Regions from separate parts of the Homo sapiens genome. Here region 1 is linked to region 2. Evidence: read pairs that join two places in POLR2A ChIA-PET (ENCODE). Cell type or tissue: MCF 10A. All regions are shown on one strand. Links, peaks and the distances in the headings refer to the core of each region. The heading gives the core; the rest is flanking DNA.

Region 1 (17,029 bases), core at 5,542-13,541, 250 kb after region 2:
GGAATAAAATCAATTTAAGAGAAATAAAACCAATCTTTATTTGAAGATGACATGGTCTTACAGATTTAAAAAAAGCTCTAAAGAATTCACCAAAAACCTGAGCCAATAACTGAGTTCATTCAGCAAGTTTTCAGGATTTAAAATTGATGTACAAAAATGGGTGTATTTTTGTACAGCCAATAATGTACAACTCAAGAAGGAAATTATGAAAACAACTCCAGTTGCAATAATATCAAAAATAATAAAATACTTAGAAATAAATTTAACCAAGGAAGAGCAAGACTTACGTACACTGAAAACTAGAAAACATTGCTGAAATAAATTAAAGACCTAAATAATTAGAAAGACATCTCATGTTCATGGATTGCGATACTTAATATAGTTAAGATGACAATACTTCCCAAATTGACTTACAGATTCAATATAATCCCCATCAAAATCCCCATGCATGTACAAAAGAGGCTTTTTGCACCACAGAAGAGGAACCCCCAAATTATGAATCTGTCCGTTTCTGTAGGAGCATGATGGCTGTTTTTCCCTCCCTCTTTCTTAGAGAAAGAGAAAAATCTGTGCTCCCTAGTCATTTATAGTCTTTTGAATGTAAATAAATTCTTACAGGAAGAGAAAGGGGAAAGTTCCTACCCTGGAATGTAAATATTTGGCTCCTGAAGATATAAATTTTATTTGTCCTGTTAATGGGAACAGATGGCTTCAGATCTAACACCCTTTAACTTCTAAGGTTTGTCCTCTAAACCGGGTTTTAGTTTCCTTTGCTTGGAAAGCCTTATCTGTGCATAAAAATGAAAATATACTCTGTACAGTCCTACAGTTTGTTTGACCTGGTTCAGCAGGTCAGACACAGCCTTGGCTCACTGGGCCAGATGACGGCCATTACAAGAATGCTTCAGGATATGCAATAATTAAATAGCTTTACACCTTGATTTGTCCAGGACAGTACCAGTTTACACCTGCTGGAGCTCAATTAATGCTTATTAATTATTTTAGTGCTTTCTTTCTCTCTCAAAAGTGTCCCAGTGTGGTGAGTAGTTATGCCATCAACCAACACAACATTCTAATGGCATCTGTTTATATGCAGAAGGTTAAAGGAATGAAGGAGGGAAGGTTATGGACCCTGCACCCTGGCTAAACAATTGTCAGCTACAGTGAGTCACATTTTCAGAGACCCTGAAGTTTCATTCATACAGCCAATATTTCAAACTTGATCCCATACTTTGATTACAATTAATAAAATGAACCGCGTATAATTGCCATTTTCTATTGAATAAGTCATCTGGTAGGGAAAGTCTAAACTTCAGAAAATTATAGGATAAGGTAGACAACTTCAGCCAAAGAGAATAGCAAAGGTAATAGCATGAAATAGAGAAAAAAATGAATCAGTACTGAATCACAGGTGAAAAAAAAAGTGCCCTTGGTCCATTTCAGGGATGTAAAACAGGAGAAAAAAGAAGGAAATTGTCCCTGAAGTGTTTGACATTTGGGAAAGCCCAAAAGCCAGTGGATGCTGACTCTGATTTGTGCTTTTCCTCAGGAAACACTTTGATATTAATGATGTGTCTGAGATAATATTAGATTCTTTGTATTATCTGAGTTAAGCTCTGCTACTGTTGCATCTGAAGGAGGAACAAACCTTTTGCTGTTCAGCAGCAGAATGGTGAGACATTGAGGAGCTTATCCCAGAGGCTTTTTTAATCCATAGATTTCCTTCATAAACCCATGAAAGGGCTTATTTGTGGCAACATCTTTCTGAGGGTCTCATCAATCTCATTTGCCTCTTAGTTTCTCAAGCGGTTTACCTAGACTTTTACTGTAGATTGATCACATTTAGTTGTCTATTTATAATATCTATCTTATCACCTTACAGAGCAGGAGGTGAATGAGCACAGTTTGTTAAAATGAAATGGAAGTAGTAAAATAATTTTTGTGCCTTTATTTCCAGAGAGCTAGAATAATCTCCCTAGGCTTTTAATTTAGAAATACCTACCCCACCACCTGACTCCCTTAGCAATCAATCCATGGCTAGAAGATGGTGGCCTGCATGTGGCAGCAAGGGGAGAGCTGGAGAAGAGCTATAAAGAAAGGGAGTGCCCAGCTGTTAACTCCCTGCTCCTTGACGTTAGGCATTTCTTTAGACATCCTTTGTGCAATAATAGGACAATGGAGAACTCTGAGTCCTCATTTTAGATTCTCCATTCACTGTCTTTGTCTTTGATTCAACTGTACATCTGAATGAAGTCTAGGGATGCCAGGTGGTATGCCCCAACAGAAAGCCATCCAACCTTTTCAATATCAAAAAGATGCAAAATAAGTCATAAAGTTGCTCCATGGAGGGAAGCTGCTCAATCAGGATTCCTGGTGGTGAACTGCTGAGAGAGCCGAAAGGAAATTTATTTGCATTATTTGTTATAATAAGGAACCTCCTCTACCAATACACCATTTGGCGTCTTCATTCTGTAGACAGATTTTTTGGATGTGGTTATTGAAAATGGTTGCCACAAGCTCCAGGCTGACCTGTTTCCAACAGGGAGAGAACTGCCTTCTCTCTGTCCACATGTCAATGTCAAAACAGTTCTAATTATTATTGTCCTATGGTCCTATTCTTGGACCAATTATGGTGTTTACAATGATGAAATGGTATAACTTAGTGGTTATGAGCAGAAACTCTGAAGCGAGACTACTTAGATTAGAATCCAGGCAATATTATTTTCTACCTGGAATACAATGGACTGGCTACTTAAATTCTCTATGCTTCAGTTTCTCCATCTGTTAAATAGGAATAATAATAGGACATTCTGGTATTATTATGAGGAGCAGATGAGTTAATATGTACAGAGTTAACATATTAACAAATGCATTAATATGTACAGAGTTTAGCACAGTGACTGGTTCACAGGAGAGCAAGAACTTGTATAACATTGCTCCAGCTGGGACATCTGTCTACTCCTGTGGCTGAATGTGTATATGCTGAGAGATGTAATAGAAAGAAATACCAGGAATAGAAGTGTTTTGCTGTTCACAAACTACTTTTTACATCTATTTTCCCATTTGCTTCTTGCCCCAGTCCTACAGGAGGTCACATTATTTTCTCCATTTACAGATGGGGAGACAGAGGCAAAACTACCCCTAGATCACACAACTAGTGAAGAGCAGTGACAAAAAACTTGAACTCAGGATTTTAGAACTTTCCAGGATTCTCTGAGTTGTGTAGAATTGTCAGAGAGGTGGCCTGAGCTGCTGGATAATGCAGCCCATTCCAATCTATGATTTGAAGTAGTTCTCAGGAAATGACTTACTAGGTGCATCGTTCTCTGCACCCCAGGGATGTGGCATCCAGGGACACACAGGACCATGCTTTGCTTCTGTCTGTTTAGGCACTCATTGTTGGGGGGCGGCCATGGTGTTTCATCTCTGGGGATATCACCTGGTTCTCAAAAGTCTATCTGAAGAGTTTCATTAACTGAGTTGCACAAACAGGTTAGAAAAACAAAATGAACTGGATATAGAATACAATCTCTAATTCAAACATGATTTGGACGCTTTGCTGTTGCTGTTGTTGTTAAAGAAGCTAAAGGCAGCTTATTAATGCCAATCAATTTACATATAGTCCAGGGAGTCTTTATACTATGCCAGAGTAGCTTGAAGCTAGAGGCAAGAATTTGGACTTTAGTATCTGACACAAGTTTCTCTTCTTGTTTTTGTTTTGACTTTGGCCTTTTGAGCATCACACTGATTTTCTTTCAGGACACATAAAGGCAAATAGACCAACAAAAAGAAGTTACTGAGATTGGGCCTTAAATTTAGAGATGAGGAAAGGGGAATACTTACTTGAAATTTCTTAGAACTGCGTGACAATGTAGAGTACAGTATGTGTGGTGGAATCTCCAAATATGGCGGCCATCACTTTCTTCTCTCTCTGTATGTGTGTGCTGCTCCATCGATCAAGAGATGGAATCCATTTCCTTTCATCTTGAATCTGGGCTGGCCTTGTGAGTTACTCTGACCAACAGAATTGGCAGAAATGACACTTAGCCAGTTCTAAACCTAGCTTTAAGAAGTTGTGCAGCTTTTACTTTCCTCTGGGAAGCCAGACTCCCTGCTCTTAAAGAAGCACAGGTTAGACCACTGTAGGAGGAGTGACTATATGGAAAGCAAGAGTCCACATGGAGGGACCAGACATGGGAGTGAAGTCCTCTAGCTCAGCCCACCTGCAGCAGAGGGCAGCTGAGTCAGTGACTCCAGCCAATGCCTTGCAGAACAGAATTGCTCAACCAAGTCTTAACTCAAAACCGGACATGCAGACTTGTGAGAAAGAATATATCATTATTGTTTTAACTAGTGAGTTTTTGGGTGGTTTGTTACAGAGCAAGAGATCTTTCTGCAACATGGGGTATGCCCCAATAGCCTCTGAAGGGAAGACAATCTGGTCCATATTCTTGATATTAATCCCCAGAATAATGACAACAGTGCAAAGCTAACCAAAGCAAATAGAAATTTCAGAGGGGCAGTAGCACTAGTAATACCTCCAAGGCAGGAGCCCTTAGGAGCACACCTCCTTTCTATTTTTCTCTTCTGAAATAGCATCCTCTGATGATGGCATTTGCTGACTCCATTCAAGCAAATCCCAAATCTTCATTTCAATGCAATTAAAAAATAGTTATGGAGCCTCTTCTTTGTGCCGGGTACTTTCCTAGGAGCTGGAGGCAGAGCCCTGGACTTCAGAGACAGGACCTGCTCAAATGGATCTGAGACTCTAGGGGGGAAGCCAGAGAAGAAATTACAAATATGGTGAGTGTCATAAAAAGGGAGGTACAGGGAGCAAAAAATGGGAAGGTTTCTCTGAGGTAGTAGACTTTAGGTTAAGGCTGGATGAGGACTAGAGCTTAGCCAGGTGAGAGGGTCTGTGGAGGGGGGTGGGGGTCAGGCAGAGGCAGTGGGAAGAGCTGCAGAGATCTCCACTCAGGCCTAAGGCATTGGGGCCCAGCTCTGCAGAGCTGAAGTAAGATGGCCTCACACAGTCTCCCAGAGGCCAGGTGCGCTGTGCAGCTGTTTCCAGGCACTCCTTGTTCTCTCTCTCCTTCCACAATCAGGGCCTATTCAGGAGTTTGAAATGGCTGTGTGGTTGTTTCCTTTCTTTCTAGTCCAATAGTCTTTCCCTTCCAAGTCTAGATTCTGCTCTGATTCTCGGGGCTCCTCAGGGTACTTGATGTTCCCATTCAGTCAGGGTCCCGTGGGCTTTGTAAGCAGGGGTCCTGTGACCAGCCTTTTCTTTGGTCCTGGGTATGTGGCTTTTTCATTTCCCCTGAGTTCAGTCTCCTTTTTGAATCAGCATACACGGTGGACTCATTCTTATTCTCCATCTCTGTCTCATTCTCTTACACACACACACACACACACACACAAGTGTCAACAATATCTTTTAAGTTGAAAGCTCATGGAGGAACAAAGAACACCATGCCCTGCACTCTCTTTTTCTTTTCCAGCCACTAGAGACTGCTTCTAGAAATGTTCAGGCTCTCTGAGATATTTTTAAGTTATCAAACATGGACCCTACCACTTAGCTAAGATTATAAATCTGTAAGTCATATGCCTTATCTGGGATTCAGTTTCATCATGTATAAATTGAAAAAAATATGCCTGTCCCTTTAAAGAGTTGTTGTAAAGAATAAAGTGATTTATATTCATGAAAATACTATTCAAATACTTATCTTATTTTTCTTTCTGGTCAGAGAATCCAAAGTAGCCTGTGTCTCATACAAGCATGAATCATGATATTGAAAAGGTTAAAACAACAACTGCAACAAAATACACCAGCCAGATGGAGGCTGATGTCTGTGAAAAAGCAGCTTCAGCTGTAGCCAATGATTTTAACTTAGGAGGTAAACACAAAAAGGCTGGGGCCCCTGAACAAGGTACTTGGTTGGTGGTCAGAACAGCACTGCAGACAGTGGAAACTTAATGAAGACTTTCTGCTTCTGTGGATGCAGACGATGGCAGTGAAGAGGATGATCATCATCAAAGGTCATCTCACAATTGAAGGTCAGTGCATGAAAGGGCTGTTGAGGAATGCAAGGATTCAGCCATTTTCCTGATGATGCTCTTGGGAGGTCTTCTCATGTCTAGATTCACTGAGGAGTGGACAATTATTTTCCACCCATCTGGCTCTACTCTTTGGCTTTCCAATTTACTGCCTGACTACAGAGCCAATCAGCAGATATTTGCAGTGGAATCTCGCGAGTTGGCTGAACACTGAGTCTGAAGCTGTATTTGGAGTGCCACAGGCAATTAACCACACATCTCTCTTTCAATGAACCAGTTTTCCAGGGACTCAATGGTGGGCTGATATCTTGTGAAATAATCTTGTGGGTTTGTACAGAGGGTAATGGGCCACATCTCATGATTCAAGACACATGGCCACCTTGAATGTACAGTCATAATTCCAGGCAAATAATCAGAAGTGTCTTAGGGGAAAGTCAGGTGAAACAGGATAGTCACTGCATCATCAAGCAGTACTAACCCAAGGCCTGTTCGACATCTCTGGTTGCAGCTGAAGTTCCTGGAGAAAATATATTGAGCTTTTGATGCTGCCAGGGTACAATTTAGTAAGTTGTTAACATGTTCCAAGAAATTACCTAGTGTTCTATTGACAATTCACATGTAGGGATTAGTTTAATTCTTATTTTAAAGCAATCTTTGTTTCCCTAAGAGGTCCAACAGGGCTACAATGATAATAAAATACTAATCTGTGATTCAGCATCCACAAGCAAAATCACGAGGTCCTTAGCAGTGCCCATTGCCACAGACTGAAAAATAATCCTCTCCTTTTTCCAAAGGCATCTAGGATCTGACATTTGCTCACTAATGGTTCATGCTGCTTTCTCCTTTTACCTCTGTCACCCTCACTGGGGCTGCCAGTTTCTAGGAGATGAGGCTGCTTAATGTCTTGGCCAAAGACTGGCCTCAGGAGTCAGAGGATGGGTTTATCCCCCAGCTTGGCTGTGTGACCCTGGGTGAACCACCCACCCAGCCTCTCTGTGTCCAAGGTTGGTGCCCTGTCCCTTTCTCTCATTATGTTCTTGCCCCTGGCAGTGCTATAGTTACAGCTGTTAGTCTGTACGGGCTCAATAATTCAACACTCATTCAACAAATATTTACTAACTGCCCACTGTGTGCCAGATGCTGTTCTTAGTGCTTGCTGAAAAAACATATACATTCCTGTCCTCATGGAACTTCTAGCTTGCAGGAGGTGGACTATACACAAGTAAACAAAATACATAGAATGTCAGAGGGGAGGAGAGCTGGGGAGGAAAGGAAAGCAGGGGAAAAAGAGCCAGTGAGGGGTGGGGTCACTGACATTTTAAAGAGAGGATTAGAGAAGCCTTCAAGGAGAAAATGACATTTAAGCAAAGCCCTAGAGTAGGGAAGAGCATGAACCATGAAGATTAGGGGAGGGAAGCTTTCCAGGCAGAGGTTACAGTGAGGGCTTGTAGGTTACACCTCACAATGGGTGGGGTGAGGCTGGAGGGTTTGCAGTGCAGCCAGGAGGCTGATGCTGCTGGAGCCAAGAGAGCCCGAGAAGAGACAGTGGTGGAAGAAGAGTTCTGAAAATTAGGAGTGTGTTACAGAGGTTGTGCCAGTGCCCACTGGATGGGCTGTTCAAGTCTTCATCAGGACTTTTTCTCTGAGTGTGTGTTTGGTGGGGGGTTTGGGTGGGGACGGTGGATGGCAGGGTTTTAGCTGAAGAGAGATCTGAATTATGTTTAAAAAGATCATGTTACCTGCTGTGTTGAGAATAGACTTGGAGGAGAGGGTGGTGTTGCAAAAACAGAAACAGCCAAACCAGTTAAGAGGCATCTACCATAATCAGGACAATACACAGTGGTGGCTTGGACCAGGGTAGCAGGGTTAATAGTCAGATTCTGGATTATTTTTAAGGCACAGCAAACAGGATGGGTAGGACAACTTCCCAAATCAATATTTCCAGTTGATCACTCTCCCAAGGGCCAGCCTGATGGTGTTAAACCACTACTGGACCACTCCACCTGAATGGCTTCGCAGAGCTCCAACTTTATCATGCCCCAAACTAGCACCCTCTAACACTACACCCACCCTAACCAGCTCTCTTCTTATTTTTTTCTGGATATAGCTCTTTAGAATCCTATGAGTCTTCCTTACTCTCCATATAGAATAGTTGATACATTTCTAAAGATTATTTCCTCGTCGCCATTTGAATCTAATCTTTTCTAATTCCTTTCTAATTCTACTGCCATAACTGTAGTTAGACTTCCCTTATCTCGCTCCTCAAGACTCAATTCCACAAATCCCGAGTAGCTGTTATATGCAAGGCACTGCTGGAAGTGCAAGGAGTCAAATACAACCCCAGTCCCCTAGGCAGTTAGCTAATAATGAGATGAGACCATAGTGAGAGAGGCAAGCACCAAGCTGGTCACCAAGCAGCCACCTCAAGGCATGGCCCCCATTTCCCTGATCACACCACAGAAGGGGCTGGTGCTCACACCACCCGCAAATGCTGACCTGGAAGAGGGCCCGAGCCCTGTCAGGTTGCTATTGCATCCCAGCTCTGGCTGAGTGCTTCCTTGGTCTGCAGCTTAACAGACCTGCAGCCATTTTCCCGGAAGACAGAACTCACTGTAGTGCAAGGACCACATCTCTGGATTCACTTACATCAGGGCTTGACTCTCAGTTCTGTCATTCATTCCCTTCAGGCCTTTGAGTGGGTTGCTTACTTTTCTCCAAGCAAGTTTTCCGAAGCTTAACGACTATAAATATAAAGTGGCTTGCACAGACTTGGCATTTGACGAACAGTAACTAATATTAGATGTCACTGTCTCCCCCTTCTGATCTACCTTTCACAGTGCCACTAGGTTCATTTGCCTAAAACACAGGTCTTACATTATTGTATTGTCTGCATGGTAATTTACCATAAAAAATGCCTTGATACAAGGAATGTGATGCATGTATGTTAGTAAATTTTAACCCACATCTCTTTTTGAGTTTTTGACATCCTTAAGCATTTTTACTAATAGAAATCATCTAATCTTCTCTTAAAGATAAGCAAATGGTAGGAAAAAAAATTTTTTTTCTCTTCTTATATCTTTTTAGATTAATTAGTAAATCTGAAAGTATTTATTATATACCTGATAGGTCCATGGACTGGGCAATAGAAGATAAGAAAGATATAATATTTGTCTCCTGCTTTTAAGTGTCTTTTAAGTTGAATGGGAGAGACTAGAGTCATATAAAACAATTAGAACAATATATTTGGAAGAATAAAAGGAGTTTCTATGGGAACCGTGAAACTCACACTGTGTACTGAAGATTGGATAGATTGAGATAGGTGGAAGGCAGAGAGAAGAAATTCCAATTTGGATCAATGATGCTGTAGTCTAAGCTTGTCCAACCCGCCCACATGCAGCCCAGGACAGCTTTGAAATTGGCCCAGTACAAACTTGTAAACTTTCTTAAACATTATGAGACTTTCTTTCTCTTATTATTATTTTTTTAGCTTGTCAGGTATTGTTAGTGTTAGTGTATTTTATGTGTGGCCCAAGACAACCCTTCTTCTTCCAATGTGGCCCAGGGAAGCCAAAAGATTGGACGCTCCTGGTAGTCTGTTATCTTCAACTCTCTGTTGTAGTCTATTTTCTCATTGACTGTCTCATTCAGCAAATTCTGTACTGAAGGTTTAGCTTTGTTAAATACTCTATTGAATTACAAATTGATTTGTGATCTTCCACAAACCTCCTTCTGCAATACTTGGGAATTTCAACCCTCTGTGTCATTTTCTACTACGCTTTGTTGAAAGTAGGACCTGTGTTGGACAAACAAAGCCTGATAAAAAAGCCGAGTTACATATCAGCTTTTCCTTCTCTGGGAGTGTCAAACACCCAAGTAAAGCAGTTTTCCCCATGGAACCCAAACAGCTTAGGTTTCCAGTTTTAAATCAGGAGATTTCTGTTATGCAATTTATTCCCACTATTTTTCTCATTTCACATTGGAATGTTGATCTTAAGCAACTGTCAATCCTACAAAAATACACAGGGCATCTTTTAGCACAGTATCACTTTTTATTTCATTTGGCTGGTAAAGACAGCTTTGTACAAGGGAATTTAGAACTTGTCAACCGAATTTTGGTTAATGTCACTTGAGTTTAAAGAGACTAGATTCCTGTTTCCCTTCATTTTCCTAGAAGTGAGATCTAAATTCAGTTTTATTTCATAGAGCTTGCTGGACACAGGGCTGGCTCCAAAGACAGCACTTAAAGTAGCAGACAGTTATTTTCTCAAAGCCTAATGGCGCCCTCAAGCGGCACATTCCATTGCAAGATTTTCAATCTCATGGCAGTCTTTTCAGAAGTTTTGTTTCTTAGAAGCAGGATAAATTTTTTTTTGAAACATTAAAGCAATCAGTTAGGTTTATTATTTTTAAAGATGACAATGCAAATTCCTCCTTATTAGTCTTCAATCCCTGAAGGTTCAAGATGTTTCTTGCCTCCTGCTGCCATGAGAAGGAAACTTAGAGGCATGCGGTGATGCTACATGGCACGGCCGGTGGATGATTTCTCAGAACGTTCTCATGGGAAGGGTGGGTGCACTCTTAGAATCAGTCATTCCTGCTGAGTTGATGTTTGAACAAGGGAGGGGGCTTGAGAAACTAGGTAAAAAAATGCTTTGAAACTAAGCATGTTCTGGCCTTCGTTTTCCTACACATACAGTTTTAAGAAGGCGCAGTGATTTATACTTCACAAGGTAGTAAATAGTGCTGAATTCTTTGGTTTCCTCTGAAGCATCAGTGATCAAGTTACTGGTGGGATGAATGAACCACTTTGGTGATTGTTTTTCCAGGGTGACTTTGAACACAAAATCTTTGAAGTGTTCTAGTGGATGGATTCAGAGCTTCCCACAGGCTGGCAAACCATTCATGAGACCTCCTCACATTCCCCAGTTCAGTAGGAGTGAGGTGGCCTATGTGAGAGGTAGGAGAGCCACAGGCTGTGGGTAGTCCAACATCTGTTGCATGGGTGTTTTATTAGTCACTTGGTCAAAGAATCCTCCCTGAGAGGCTGGGAGGATCTGCATCTCCCTCAGTCAACTAGGCTGAGTGGCCTGATTAAAAGTCAGCACACACCTGGCTTGGTACATGCAGACACCATCTGAAGTCTGGGAGGGCAAATTGCTTCTGACAATGTCAGTCACGGGAGGGACCTGGAGTGACTCTCACGCTTACACCTTCTCACTAACTTTGGCATTTTATACAGATCCCACAGAAGAGTCAAAGCAATTATCTAAGAGCTTAAAAACTACAGAAATGAGAAAGAAACCTTTCAAATTATCATTGCTTTGATAATGGAGCATCAATTTCAATGCAATGTCATGGAGGTTTATGCACAAGTCAGGAGGTGCACTGGTTTAGTAAATCAGAAGGATTTTGTTGTTGCTAAGCTCATTAACATTCCCGGGAGAGCAATGAAGATACCACTTTGCTGGCTATGGCCTTACAGGTGACCACATTGAATGCAGATGAAAAGAAGCCAAAAGAGTCAACAAAGAGAAAACACAAATTCAGGTGTGTTTAGTCGGTGTGAAAGATAAAGAGTTCCCTGATTCTCATGTTCCCTCTTCAGGGAAGGGAACTGTGTACCTTCTCCTTTTTTTTTATTTTTTATTTTTTGTTCACATAAGATTAATTGCATAAAGTGAAAATCCACTGGAAGATTGGAGGAGTTTCATCATGAAGGGTGAAGGCTCGTGCGCCATACTTTCATAAATGTGTGTGCCTGGGAGGAGGGGACAGAAAGGACAGGACATCCCTGCTAGCTCTTCCATGGAAGGCTGAGCAAATAACCAGGGAAAGGATAGAGAACTGGAGTCACTCTTTGGGATTTAGGCTCATGATTCATACTGGCCACTGGAGGGTGCCCCTCTGCAGTCATCACTGCTCAGAAGCCCAGACTCAAATTCCAATGGTACAGATGCACCTTTTTAATGTGTTGCAGAGTTTCTCAACTTCAGTACTATTGATATTTTGGCCCAGATAATCTTCATGATAAGGGGGCTGTCCTGTGCACTGTAGGATGTTTAGCAGCCTATCTGACCCCTAACCACTAGATGCCAGTAACACCTGACCACCCAGTGATGACTATGAAAAATATCTCCAGATAGTGCCAAATGTCCCTGGAAGGCAAAACTGACCTTGATTGACATCAGTCAGTCCATTGTTCTATGGCTCAAACGCCCTTTCCCAAAAGATTCTTGTTTGGCCTGGAGTCAATGGACACAGCATTAGAAAGAAACAAAAATTGCTTTGGCCAAGTCTCTATTCATTTTCCAGTTAAACCCCAGCTACAGGATTCCCAGCCTAGGTGGCTTTGATCAAGTCTATCCAATATGATATAGGTGTCCATCCCACCTTCTCTCTCTGCAGCCATTCCATCCCCTCTTTTCAGAGCTCCTCCTCCAAATCCTCCAAGAGTGCAGATTACCAGGAAGTGAGGCATTTTGTAAACTGCTTTACACTAAGGCGTGTTTGTCACCTGGACTACTGCAGGGGATCATCATGCTGAGGGATGTGCACATTTAAAAGGAGGGAATGGCCTGACAGAGGGTATTGTCTAAACTTGCTAAATACTAATCTCTAGCAGCAGGATGCCAGGCACCATGTTATCTGTAAAATGGAGGACATTAATAGTGTTTCCCTCATAAAGCAACTGTGTGGAGCGAGTAAAGCACTTACAGCAGTGCCTGAAAAAAGTAAACACTCCTGAAATGCTAATCGTCCTGTTTTTGTTGCTGTCATTACCATTAGTATTTTTCTTATCTATCCAAGAGACATGTTTGGAAAGAGGTATGATAGCTTTGAGCTTGACCAACTTCCCATAAAGTTATCCTTGTCTTTAGTCTCTAACCTCTAATGCTGCATCTGGATACTTGAAACAAAACCACCATTAAGCAGAACTTAATGCTAAAAAATGAATCCACCTTGAAATCCTCCCCCCTTGAATATACCTTTGAATATTCTACCCTGAGTCCAAAAATCATTGAATAAATGAATGAATGAATGAGCTATAGGTAAAATGGAAACAAATATTTGTGAAGAACCTAAACTATGCAAGGTGCCATGGGGCCATCTAGAATATTAGACATAATTTTATGACTAATAAAGATACAGGCACTCAAATCACCAGGTCACCCCGCAGGGTGTAATGAAAGTTGAGAAGAGTATAAGGTGTACGGGAGTGACAAGGCTGGAGAGGTGACTTTCCCACACAGCAGTTTGGTGGAAAGGCACTTGGGAGTTGAGGGCAGGGGAGAGGAGTATTCTAAGCCTTTCTTTTGGGCCCTTGGGTTTTATTGCATTACCAGGAAGCAGCTGCCCCTCAATTACAGAGCCAGAGATGCAGTGCAGTGAAGTGTCAGTTTCACATGTGCCATCTGTAGAATCTGAAACCTCAAACTCATACAGAGACCACAGAGCACTTTCTGAGCCTTCCAGTCATGCCACCTGCATTCATGTTCTTTGTGGTTTCTGAGAAATGCTGCACAGTGAGCAAATGAACTAAATCACAAGTTGTGCTGAGCCAGAGAAATAGGAGACTTCTTGGAAGTACACAGCTGTTGTCTAATTTTCCCAGTCTCTTCCAATTCAAGCAGAGAAGTGTGTTGAAAATCTGTGTGTGTGCATGTGTACGCGTGCCAGAGAGAGGGGGAGAGAAAGAGAGAATGCCAATTGCTTTATTTTGGAAGGAAGATGAGGGCTACCCAGAAGTGAGAAACATTAGTGTTTATTCCTATTTTAACAGCAGACATTCAATGTTCTACGGCCTGTAGGTTAATTTACTTTAAAATAATGTGTTTAAGATAGATAGCAGATTTTAGGTACTTATCACAAACAAAAAAGAAAAAGAAAGGTAACAAAGATGATGGGCATGTTACCTCATTTGATTGTAGGAATCACTTCACTATGCATACGTGTATCAAGATAAGTATATCAAAACACCATGTTATACACTTTAATATATATAATAAAGCAACAATAACAAATAACGTAATTTGTATAAACTATATAATTTTTGTGTACAAGTTAAATCCATCATTTTAGAGGTGATTAATAGTCTTTGAAATCATGAGGTTATTAATTAGCTATGCAGAATCCTAAACAGAAACTTAAACCTCAAAAGCGAATTTCTTGGCACTTACTGAAATAAAGCCTGAGAGCATTAGTAAGTTAGCAGAAGGGATGTCAGAAATAATTTTAAGTGCTGAAATTCATGGAAGCTTAGTACAGGACTCACTGTCCTTTCACGAACATTCAGTGGCATATGTGAATGAAGGTTAAGAATCTGGTCAGCCCAGGACTTTAACGACTGCTTTCCAGGTTGAAAATTCCTTGGCTTCTTCTTTCACGGGCTTCATGGAGGATTTTTGTCACCAATTTGACTACAAAGATGAGCATTCACTCACCCTGGAATGTGCCTTTCATGTAAGGGGTGATTGTGCAGCTAAGGCAGAGAGTGGGACCTCTTCTGCTACATGCAGGCTGTGGGACTGAATTGTGACTTTAGGTGGAATTTGCCCCTTTTGTTGTTCTGCACCTGATGGTGAGAGTGTGGTGAAGGGAACGTCTAACTCCACCCACTTAGAACCTCCAGAGGATCATCAGCTTTTGATATTTACCAGAAAAATAGCCTGATGTTTGCTGAATGGCCAAATGGACTTAGGCTAGTTTGCAGCAGTGCAAGCAGCAGCTGCTCGATGGTAACGCAGGACGGGGAGCTGGTGAAGACGTTTTGTTCAAAAGCCTCATTTTGCAATACAGGCTTTCTGAGGAGGAGGGAGGCTGGACTGTGTTCTGTGAAGCAACTGTCTGATACAGTGAGTCACAGTCAGGAGGGTCTCTTGGCTTCTGAGAAAGGTTTAATGATGAGCCATGAGCTGCAACCTCCCTGGACAGAGGATGTGGACACGCCACAGCTGTTTCTGGGCTACTGCTGCATCAGACGCCGTTTACCCAGCAGCTGAGCATGACAGATGCCTTGTAGGTACCGGGCACAGTGCAGGTACCTACAGTACCTTGTATTTACCTTGACTCAGGGTATGGGAGGTAGCATAATGTGGTGGCTAAGGGCTTTGGTTTCAGAGACTTGGCTTTTCGTCCTGACTCACTGATAGGAAAGGAAGAGAAGCAGGAAGGAAATTCACTCCTTATTCCATGGGTTCTTGAGTCAGAACTTATTCTTTCTATTTTGTAAAAATAGAAGCTGTCACCCCATTACTAAATAGGAAGGAGGGATGATGGGGTTACAGGGCTAGAAGAATGAGAGAAACCCTGTGTCATTCAGAATGTCAGCTCCCGCAGTTTTCGCAACTGCTCCTGTTACTGTGTGGCCTACGATGAACATCTGTATGGATTGGACTAATGGACTAATCCTGCATCTAACCTTGGCTGAAGGAAGTACCTCGTATGGCCTTGAGTCTCCAGAGCTGCCTGTCAGAAGAAACAGAAGAAATCCCCACTGGCTGCTGTCAATCCACTGACTTGCTTTAACTTTCTTCCTTCATTGTAAAGTCTTGCTCCCAAATGCTCTGTGAGGACACTCGTTGAAGTGGCTATCATTGATTTATATTTCTGTGTGAGGAATTCCAGCCCCTTTCTTCAGGGTAGGTTTTTACTCTGAGAAATTATGAAGATGGCAGAGGAATAGAAGGGTCCCCATGGGAACAAAAGCAGGACTGGCATTTGGGGGTATTAAGATACACACTTTACTGACTTCTAAATTTTCCTTGAGGTCTCTGAGTTCTGCTGTAAAATAGTTTGGCTGGCTTTCCATTACTCTCCTATGAAAATGGTAAACTGACAACTTCAAATAGAAAAAAATTTCATATTAATTTCTTCATTTCTTCATCAACTACTTATTGAGTACATGCTGTGTCAGCTGCTGGTCCAGACCCTGGGGAGATAACACAGCATCGATGGTCACTTGGATTAGAGCAGCAACAGAGATGGAGAGAAGCAGATTGATTTGAGTCATGTTTAGATGTAGGGCTAACAGGACTTTGGGTATAAGGAAAAGAGATGAATGAGTGTTGATTCGTAAGGTTTGGACTTGAACCATGAGATAGATGGTGGTGCTATTACAGAGATGAAGGGGATGAGAGGAGGACCAGGCTTGCAGAGCAGAAGTCAAGGCTTCCATTTTTGTCACATTAATTTTGAGATGACTATTTGACAACTGGGGGAAAATGGCAAGCAGGCCTATCTTATTCAGTTCAGGCTGTCATAACATAAGGCCCCATGGACTGGGTGGCTTAAATAACAAACATTTTATTTCTCATAGTTCTAGAAGCTGGGAAGTCCAAGATCAAGGTGCCTGCACATCCAGTGTCTGGTGAGGGCATTCTCCTTGGTTTGTAGACAGCTGTCTTCTCATCGTATCCTCACATGGTAGAGAACAGAGAGAGGAAGCTAGCTCTCTGGTCTCTCCCAATAAGGAAACTAATCCCATTAATGTGGGCTCCATTTTCAAGATCGAATTACCTCTCAAGGCCCCCACTCCTAATACCATCACATTGAGGGTTAGGATTTCAGCATTTGAATTTGGGCAGGGAGGTGGGGGAGAAGGCCAGACATTTGGTCCATAACAAGGGCTTTGGATACACAAGTAAGGCTGAAACCCAGGGGGCCCCTCAGAACCAGAAGTATGAATTTGGGAGTCCTTTCCATGTAGTACTTCAAACCATGGGGCGGGAAAAAATTTGTAGATGGAGAAGAAGAGAGCAGGTAGGGCTGAGCTCTGAGTGCAGAGATGGCTTAGAGGACATGGAGCTAGCAGAGGAGACTAAGCAGGTGCAGTCACTGAAGTGGGAGGTTAACACAGAGCCTGTTGCTTTATGGAAGCCAAGAAAGGAAAGGATTTCAAGGAAAGAGCAGTCAGTTTGAATGCTACTGAATGTAGGGCGAGATGAGAACAGAGAGTACCATCAGGTGTGGTGATTGG
Region 2 (8,000 bases), core at 1-8,000:
TGTGATCTTAGTATCAAGAAATGAAGCAAAGTAGGCTGGGAGCCGTGGCTCAGTCTGTAATCCCAGCACTTTGGGAGGCTGAGGCGGGTGGATCACCTAAGATCAGGAGTTTAAGACCAGCCTGCCCAACACGGTGAAACCCCATCTCTACTAAAAATACAAAAAATTAGCCGGGTGTGGTGGTGTGCACCTGTAATCCCAGCTACTCGGGAGGCTGAGACAGTAGAATCATTTGAACCTGGGAGGTGGAGGTTGCAGTGAGCTGAGACCACACCACTGCCCTCCAGCCTGGGGGACAAGAGTGAAACTCTGTGTCAAATAAAATTAAAAGCCAAAAAAAATGAAGCAAAGTTGTAATCCCAAATTGCTGGGATTACAGGTGTGTGCCACCACACCAGGCAAATTTTTGTATTTTGAGTAGAGATAGGGTTTTGGCCTCCCAAAGTGAATAATCACCTTATTTTGAAAAGCAATAACTTTTTTTTTGGCAGGGTCTCGCTGTGTTGCCCGGGATGGGCTTGAACTCCTGGGCACTAAAGTGATCCTCCTGTCTTGGCCTCCCAAAGTGCTGGGATTACATGCATGAGCTACCATGCCCAGCCATGATATCCTTTTGATAAATCTTAATTTATGTAAGAAATGTAGATTTTTTTTCTATTTATACCACTCAAGATTTATGTTCATTTTATTGACTAACATGAGGAAAAATATAATAATTATAACTAAAATTTATGAAGTGCTTACTATGTGCCAGATTAATGTACGCTCCGTGCTTCAAATTGATCCTCTCTTTTAATCTTACAGGGACCCTATGAGGTGGGTATTATTATCATCCCCGTTTTGCAGATGAGATAAATGGAAGCCTAGACACAAGGTCACGTGGCTAATGAGTGGTTGAGCCAGGATTGATATACGGGCCTTTTACTCCAGAGCTCATGCTCTTAACCTTTGGGCTCTATGATCCTTCCTATCTAAGTGGAATGACACCTTAACTCACTGTTACCTTTTTGATTACACAGGCTAAGAAGGGTTTTAGAAGGTTTGTAGTGATAAAGAGAAATAACCTATGAGCTATTGCACCCACGTATCTGGCTGCTGTAACTGAAGAATGATTAGTTCAATGGCATGTGCTTGGGCTTTTCTTTCCTCAGTGGACCTTCAAAATAAGAGGAATAAAGACCTCACTGTGGTTGCCATTTATGGCGTTAGGCATTATATCAACTTTCCCTAGAAATTAAATATAATGTTTTTAGAAGATTCTGACTTCACATTTATGTGAAATATTATAGATCACTATTTGGTTTGTTGGATTAGAAGCTTGATTGCCTGAGTGAGGTAATAGTTTGATCAAAACTCAACTTATTTACAGTGAAAATAGGACTGAAGATGTCATCAGAATAAGTTAGATGAGAGAACATTAGCTAATGTCCTTTATTTATTTATTTAAGATGCAGGCTTGCTCTGTCGCCCAGGCTGGAGTGCAGTAGCGCGATTTCAGCTCACTGCAACCTCTGCCTCTGGGTTCAAGCGATTCTCCTGCCTCAGCCTCCTGAATAGCTGGGATTACAGGTGCCCACCACCACACCTGGCTAATTTTTGTACTATTAATAGAGATGGGGTTTCACCATATTGGCCAGGCTAGTCTCTAACTCCTGACCTTAAGTGATCTGCCTGCCTCGGCCTCCTAAAGTGCTGGGATTACAGGCGTGAGCCACCGCGCCCGGCCTTTTTTTTTTTTTTTTTTTTTTTGACTAATATGGTTTAGAACAGTGTCTGGCACAGAGCAAGCAGTGTATAAGTACTTTATTTTTACTATTAACAGACTTAATTCCAAACAATCTTAAGAAGGCGGTACTATTGATAGCCCATTTTACAAATGAGAAACAGGCACAGAGAAGTTAAGAAGCCACATAGCAAAAACAAAAGAGCAGGGGTTTGAACCCAGGTAGCTTGAGGCCAAAGCCTATGCTGTCTGTATGCCTCATGACCTTTGTGCTAAGTGACCTTGGCAAGTCTTTAAACAGATTTCTGTAGCTAGCTTAATTGGAGAAATAGCCTAACACTACTGCCCTCTGAAAAAACCAAGTTATATGTTTTTGGATTTTAGCAAAAATCTGGTAAGCTGACATATTCATCTTTGAGAATATTGTTTCAGATAAGAAAGACAACATAAAATTAGCCACAAACATATGTTAACTAATAATGCCCAGCACTATTCATGAGAGCTGTGTGGCTATAATGACGGGAAGGGACATTTCTCCAGATGCTAGTTACAAGAGAGGAGAATTAAGATATTTTGTGAAAATAGCCATGGGCACACTTTAAGTAAATTCTTCAGGAAGATGGTAATAAGGAATAAAATATATTGGAATAGAATTCTTTTACCATCTAAGAAGCTAAAACATTGATTTCAGGGGAGCATAACTCCTAGAAGTTACAAAGGATGAGATTCTGGCTCTTTGATGATAGTTTTATGAAGCTTTCCCGATACAACGTTTCAAATGAAATAGGAAAGTATTGTCCTGGTATAATTGTTTAAAAATGAAAAGCAATTTAAAACAGCATATGCAAGGCAGATATTTACCAACAAGAAATCTAAATGCAGGTTCTCCTTCAGATCCTAGAATCTTAATCTTGTGGAAGATGGGGAAAGTTACTCCGTAGTTTTTTCTTGCAAAAGATTCTACTTCCTTGCTTGGGCGGGGCTCCGATTCTCCAAACTGATTGCAGGGAAAAGCCAACACGCTGAAGTGGGATGGTCCAAACTCTTTGTGCAGTTCCTTCAGCCCTAAGTAATTTCTGTCTGTGAGTTGGCAGTCACTGGCCACGTTTACAACTAGTGAAACCTCCCGGAAAAAGAAAAAAATCCAACCGGAAAGTGAAGCAAAAGATTTTAAAAAATTCTGCAAGTAGTTAAAATCCTAAACAATTTGGGGGGGACTATAACCTCTGATTGATGTTTTTTTCATATTTTTGGACATACACAGTTCTATTGAAAACTGTAACCTAGATGCCTGGGTTAAGGCCCTGAAATAGTACTGCCATTAAAAAAGCATTAGATACTCATGAAAGTTTATTTTTAAATTAAAGATAAAACTATGATCCTTGATAAGTTCTTTTTAAAGTTATTAGATTATAGAACCAATACTTTTATTAATAAATGTCATCATGTTCACATTACTAACTATAAGTATTTTCCAAACAACTTTACATGTCAATTCAGCACAAAATTAAAGCATTTTAAAGAAAACGAGATAATCGGAATTTATTATTTAGAAGCAAACTATCAGAACTGTAATAACTAAAGTGATGTACTAATACCATTACTCTGAAGACTAAATTCCAACTTATGACCATGTAACAGCAAAAAATTGATTTTATTAAGAGGAATAAACAGAGACAAGGAAAAATGATAACAATAAAAATCAGATGATGCAACTTACTTTGCCTTTATACTTTTCCAGAGAAACAGTTCTTCCTTTTGCATCCTTCACTTCAAAGGCATAAAAGCTGTTGATTTTAGGTTTGAGGAATTTTAGTTGTAGAAGAAATAGCGTTACTGTGCATAGAACTATAGACAGCAAAACTGCAAATACCTTTGCTCTGGGCCCGGAACATTTTAGCGGGTAAGCTGCAAGAGGCTCCATGTTGGAGGATTCTAGAGGGAAGTCTCAGCAGCCTGGAATTCAAGGAGGAGCTGAAACTTGAAACCGGCTTAGTTTAACGGAAAACCAGGAAGGACAGGCTGACTGCTTTCACTGCTAAGGAACAGAAAGACCACTTCTCAGAGGGGAAATGAAGCGAAACTCCTGAATGAAGCAAGGAGCTCTACAGAATTTCAAAGTATTTGTGATGTAATTATAATTTTTGCTAGAAAAATCAGGACATTTTTGGTAGGTCTTTGACATTCTCCCTACAAAGAAAATATTTCGCCAGAAGATGGTGCTCTTGTAACTCGAAAGCTACGGAGGGCTCATTCCCCATGCTAAGCTGTGTATTTATTGAGCAACTGTTTGGATGCAGAGGATGGAGTACGATGCTCAGCAATAGTTTAGAATGTAGATTAAATGTGACCTACTCATATGGTGTATACCCTGAAGGACGTTACTATTACATGTATGGGTTAAACATGCTATATGAGTTCAGGAAATTTATAGTGGAAAGAGCAGGGAAATATCTGAAAAAGGCTATTTACCCTGATTCATCTAGCTAAGGCAATCAAATACCAAGTGAATACAGTCAAAATAAATATGTTAAAAACAGTGAAGGTGTTAAAAGAAACCCTTCTCTATCATAGAGCAAACTATAGTCCAGTGTTTTTCAAATTTCTACTCATGACCCCCAGTCAGCAGTGCACTTTACAACATAACTGGGTACAAACAACACACAACTGAGAAACAACACTTCTCCTTTGAACTGTGATGCACCCCCACCTGTTGCATTTTTAAACAACCCAGTTCTGACCTATCAAAATGATTTCATCATTCACCGATGCACTACAACCTGTAGATGGAAAAAACTGAGGCCGGGCATGGTGGCTCACGCCTGTAATCCCAGCACTTTGGGAGGCCTAGATGGGAGGATCACTTGAGCCCATGAGTTCAAGACCAACTTGGGCAAGAAAGCGATACCCCTGTCTCTAAAAAAGAATTTTAATTAGCTGGTTGTGGTGGTGCATGGCTGTGGTCCCAGTTATACAGGTGGCAAAGGTGGGAGGATCGCTTGATCCCAGGAGGTTGAGGCTGCAGTGAGTCGTGTTTGTAGACTGCAGCCTGGGTGACAGAGTGAGACTATCTTAAAATCAGAACAAAAGAAGAAGAGGGAAAAAAGCAAAAATTGAACTCGATAATAAAGTAGTAATTTAACAGTTAAATAAGGCAATTCTACCAAAAAAAATCCCTGAAAACAAACAAACCCTGCAAAACCCACCTCTACTTGGGCACGTCATCTAATTGCTTCGTTTTTTCTCTTTATTTCCCTCCCCTGGCTGTTGCCTGGCACAGGGGGCCTAACTTTGCTGTTGCTAACGGTCATGAATTTTAGGGGTAGGTATGGGGAGGCAATTGAGGGCTGTATATCCTAAAAGCCATTCACTTTCAATTCTGCTCTGTTTAAGACTCATGGCAAGATCTGGATGAAGGGGCATTATGCCATTTGATCATGATGTGTTTCCAGAAAGTGCAGGGAATGAGCTGAGATGTTTGTGGAGTGCCCTTCCTGTCACTGTTAGCTTGTGGAGCTTCAGAGAGGGTGCTCAGGGTGCTGCCTGCTCTTCTGGTTCCCGCTCTGTGGCATGTGTGTTTTCGGGTGGCTGAGCAAAGCCCATAGCCTACTGTGTAAAACTTGTGAGAGGAACCGCTCGACTCCTACTCTCATGGCTCAGTAAGAATGGATACAGTAGAAAAAGCAATGATTATGCAGAAAGTATTCCCTTTTAAACATAATTCCTAGTAAAGAACAAAAATGTATGTAAGATGTGTTGTATCACTTCCTGATAATTTTACTTTGGTGTTCTCTGGCTGAATTGTTTAAAAAGTCAAAGTCCCTGTGTTTATATGACATGAACACTGCTATGTTGCTTAAGCTCTCTGGCCTTGCTCTCTAAGTGGGATCTGGGACCTTCCACAGTACCATCACCTGGGCATTTGTTAGAAACACAGCATTTTGGGCCCCACCCCAGACTTCCCGAGTCAGAATCTGTACTTTTACAGGATCTCCTCATGACACATACACACGTTTAAGTTTGAGAACCTTTAGACCTCAAACTTTTTTTGGTTTCAGAGCAACAAGAGTCTTTGGTTTGTCTTTGTTTTCCATAGTGGATGTGTTCATGTCTCTATGAATACACGAGATATTTTAACTCCTCAGGCTGTACAAGCAAATGGCTTAGGAACATGCATTTTAAAATTAATTCATAGAATACCTGCTGTAATTTGAGCCGTGTAAACCCAAGTCATTATAACTGTGTTTTGAGGTGGAAAGAGAGTGATTTATCTTTGGCAGGGATGTTGACTGACCACCGCTTAGGCAGGGCCCCCTAGGGTGATATTATTTTGATAAAATCACTGTGATAGTTTCTAGTCCATTGTATTATAAGTACAGAAACTCTTATCAAGTGATCCAGAGATGAATGGATTTGAAAATGCCAAAATTATGCTGTTACAAACTTGCTTGTGATTGCTGAATAAGCCAGTTTTTACACCAGAAATAAAACATTATGCAGGCCTGATGTTGAGGTTGGTTTCACCACAAAATTCCATATTATATGAATACAACTTTGAAAACTTACGTGTATATCTCCTGTCAAGGATGAAATCAGAGCCAGTTTGTTAATTTAATGTTCCTAAGGCTTAAGAGCTTCAAATAATGAAGGCATGATATATAAATTTTCATACTGACCCATTAACCAAACATTCAGACAGCACTTTGGAGAACTTGTGCGCTGGACAGCATTGGATGAACACAGATTTTGGCCCTGTCACACCTCTTCTTTGTTGTTTTGGCAGTCTTTCTCTGCACACATTTTGATGTCATCATCTCTCAGCCTTCTGGGGATCCACCATTATTGTTTTCATGTTCTGTCTATACTAACTCTATTCTCAGACTATACATATATCAAAATGGCACATTTCTCTGCATAAGGGGTAGTATGTTAGAAAAACCACCAGCGCTCTTTCAGTAAATGAAGGAAGGCTTCTATAGGAGGAGAAGAGATTGATGAGTTCATGATGAAGGCAAGAGGAAGCTACTGGGTCAAGAAGGGCATAAAGTAGTTGACTCAGTTATCAACCAACTCAAGCACTGGAAAGGATACAAATAAGGTGCAAGGGAAGGAGCCAGCCTCATGCAACTGTAAAAGCAATTTTGGAAATATGAGAACACACAAGAAACGGAAGGATTACAAGGCAGTAAATAACTGAGTGCTAAATAAATGACTTATTTTTTTATTTATTATTATTATTTTTTGAGACAGAATCTCACTCTGTCGGCTAGACTGGAGTGCAGTGGTGCAACCTCGGCTCACTGCAACCTCCATCTCTTGGGTTTGAGTGATTCTCCGGCCTCAGCCTCCCGAGTAGCTGGGACTACAGGCACGCGCCAAAATGCCCGGCTAATTTTTGTATTTTTAGTAGTGATGGGGTTTCACCATATTAGTCAGGCTGGTCATGAACTCCTGATCTCGTGAGCTGCCCGCCTCGGCCTCACAAAGTGCTGGGATTACAGGCATGAGCCACCATGCCTGGCCAGTGACTTATGTTTTTAGAGAGCTTTATACTGCACACAATCTTCTTTAGTAGACACATTACCTTCTTCACAGTAATTCTTTGAAATAGGGAGCAGTTAACTCAGCCAAGATCACAGAATTAGTGAATGGAACAATGAAGAATAGAGTTTTGAACTTTCGACTTCATAACCAAAATTATTTCAACTTCATGAAACTGTTTCTGTGTAATAGGTGAATAAATTTATTTAGAAGAAAACATTGTAGGTGAGATGGCTGTAGTACTCTGGTGGAGGGGTCATATGGTTTGGCTGTGTCCCCACCCAAATCTCACCTTGAATTGTAATAATCCCCACATATGAAGGGTGGGGCCAGATGGAGATAACTAAATCATGGGGGTAGTTACCCCTATACTGTTCTTGTGGTAGTGAATAAGTCTCACGAGATCTGATGGTTTTATAAATGGGAGTTCTTCAGCACAAGCTTTTGCCTGCTGCCATGTAAGACATGCCTTTGCTCCTCATTCACCTTCTGCCATGATTGTGAGGACTCCCTAGCCATGTGGAACTGTGAGTCCATTAAATCTCTTTCCTTTATAAATTACCCAGCCTCAGGTATGTCTTTATTAGCAGCATGAGAACAGACTAATACAAGGGGTTTCATTCGTGAGGAGGCATTTTGTTTTATAAGAAATCACTGTATAAGCGCCCAGAAAGGGGAAGGCATGGAGAACACCACCAAAAGGCTTTTCTGTGTGTACTGAAGTTATCTGGAAGGG

The links. ChIA-PET counts read pairs that join two places held together with the same protein. Peaks named below come from ENCODE experiments on the same cell type or tissue, not always from the same donor. Only the 100,000 strongest peaks of a DNase experiment are listed, where the experiment ranks them.
Region 1: POLR2A ChIA-PET joins it to region 2 with 31 read pairs; 16 of 35 experiments call an interaction of 5 or more read pairs at or near these places.

What each region holds. Positions count from the first base shown.
Region 1 is chr5:54,899,453-54,916,481 of GRCh38, reverse strand. No RefSeq gene overlaps it. Among named protein-coding and RNA genes, the nearest start is that of ESM1, 78 kb to the left of the region's middle. RefSeq lists a silencer at 16,653-16,810. In MCF 10A, for the core only: CTCF peaks have their summits at 10,361 (motif pointing left) and 11,938 (motif pointing right); a DNase peak (open chromatin) is centred at 10,321.
Region 2 is chr5:55,155,840-55,163,839 of GRCh38, reverse strand. All of the region lies in intron 2 of CDC20B (cell division cycle 20B), which reads left to right. It overlaps GPX8 (glutathione peroxidase 8 (putative)), which reads right to left and starts at 3,669. Exons shown (of 3, transcript NM_001008397.4): 1 at 3,444-3,669; 2 at 2,585-2,846. The coding sequence starts at 3,647. In MCF 10A, for the core only: a CTCF peak has its summit at 3,935 (motif pointing right); DNase peaks (open chromatin) are centred at 2,749, 3,689 and 3,959.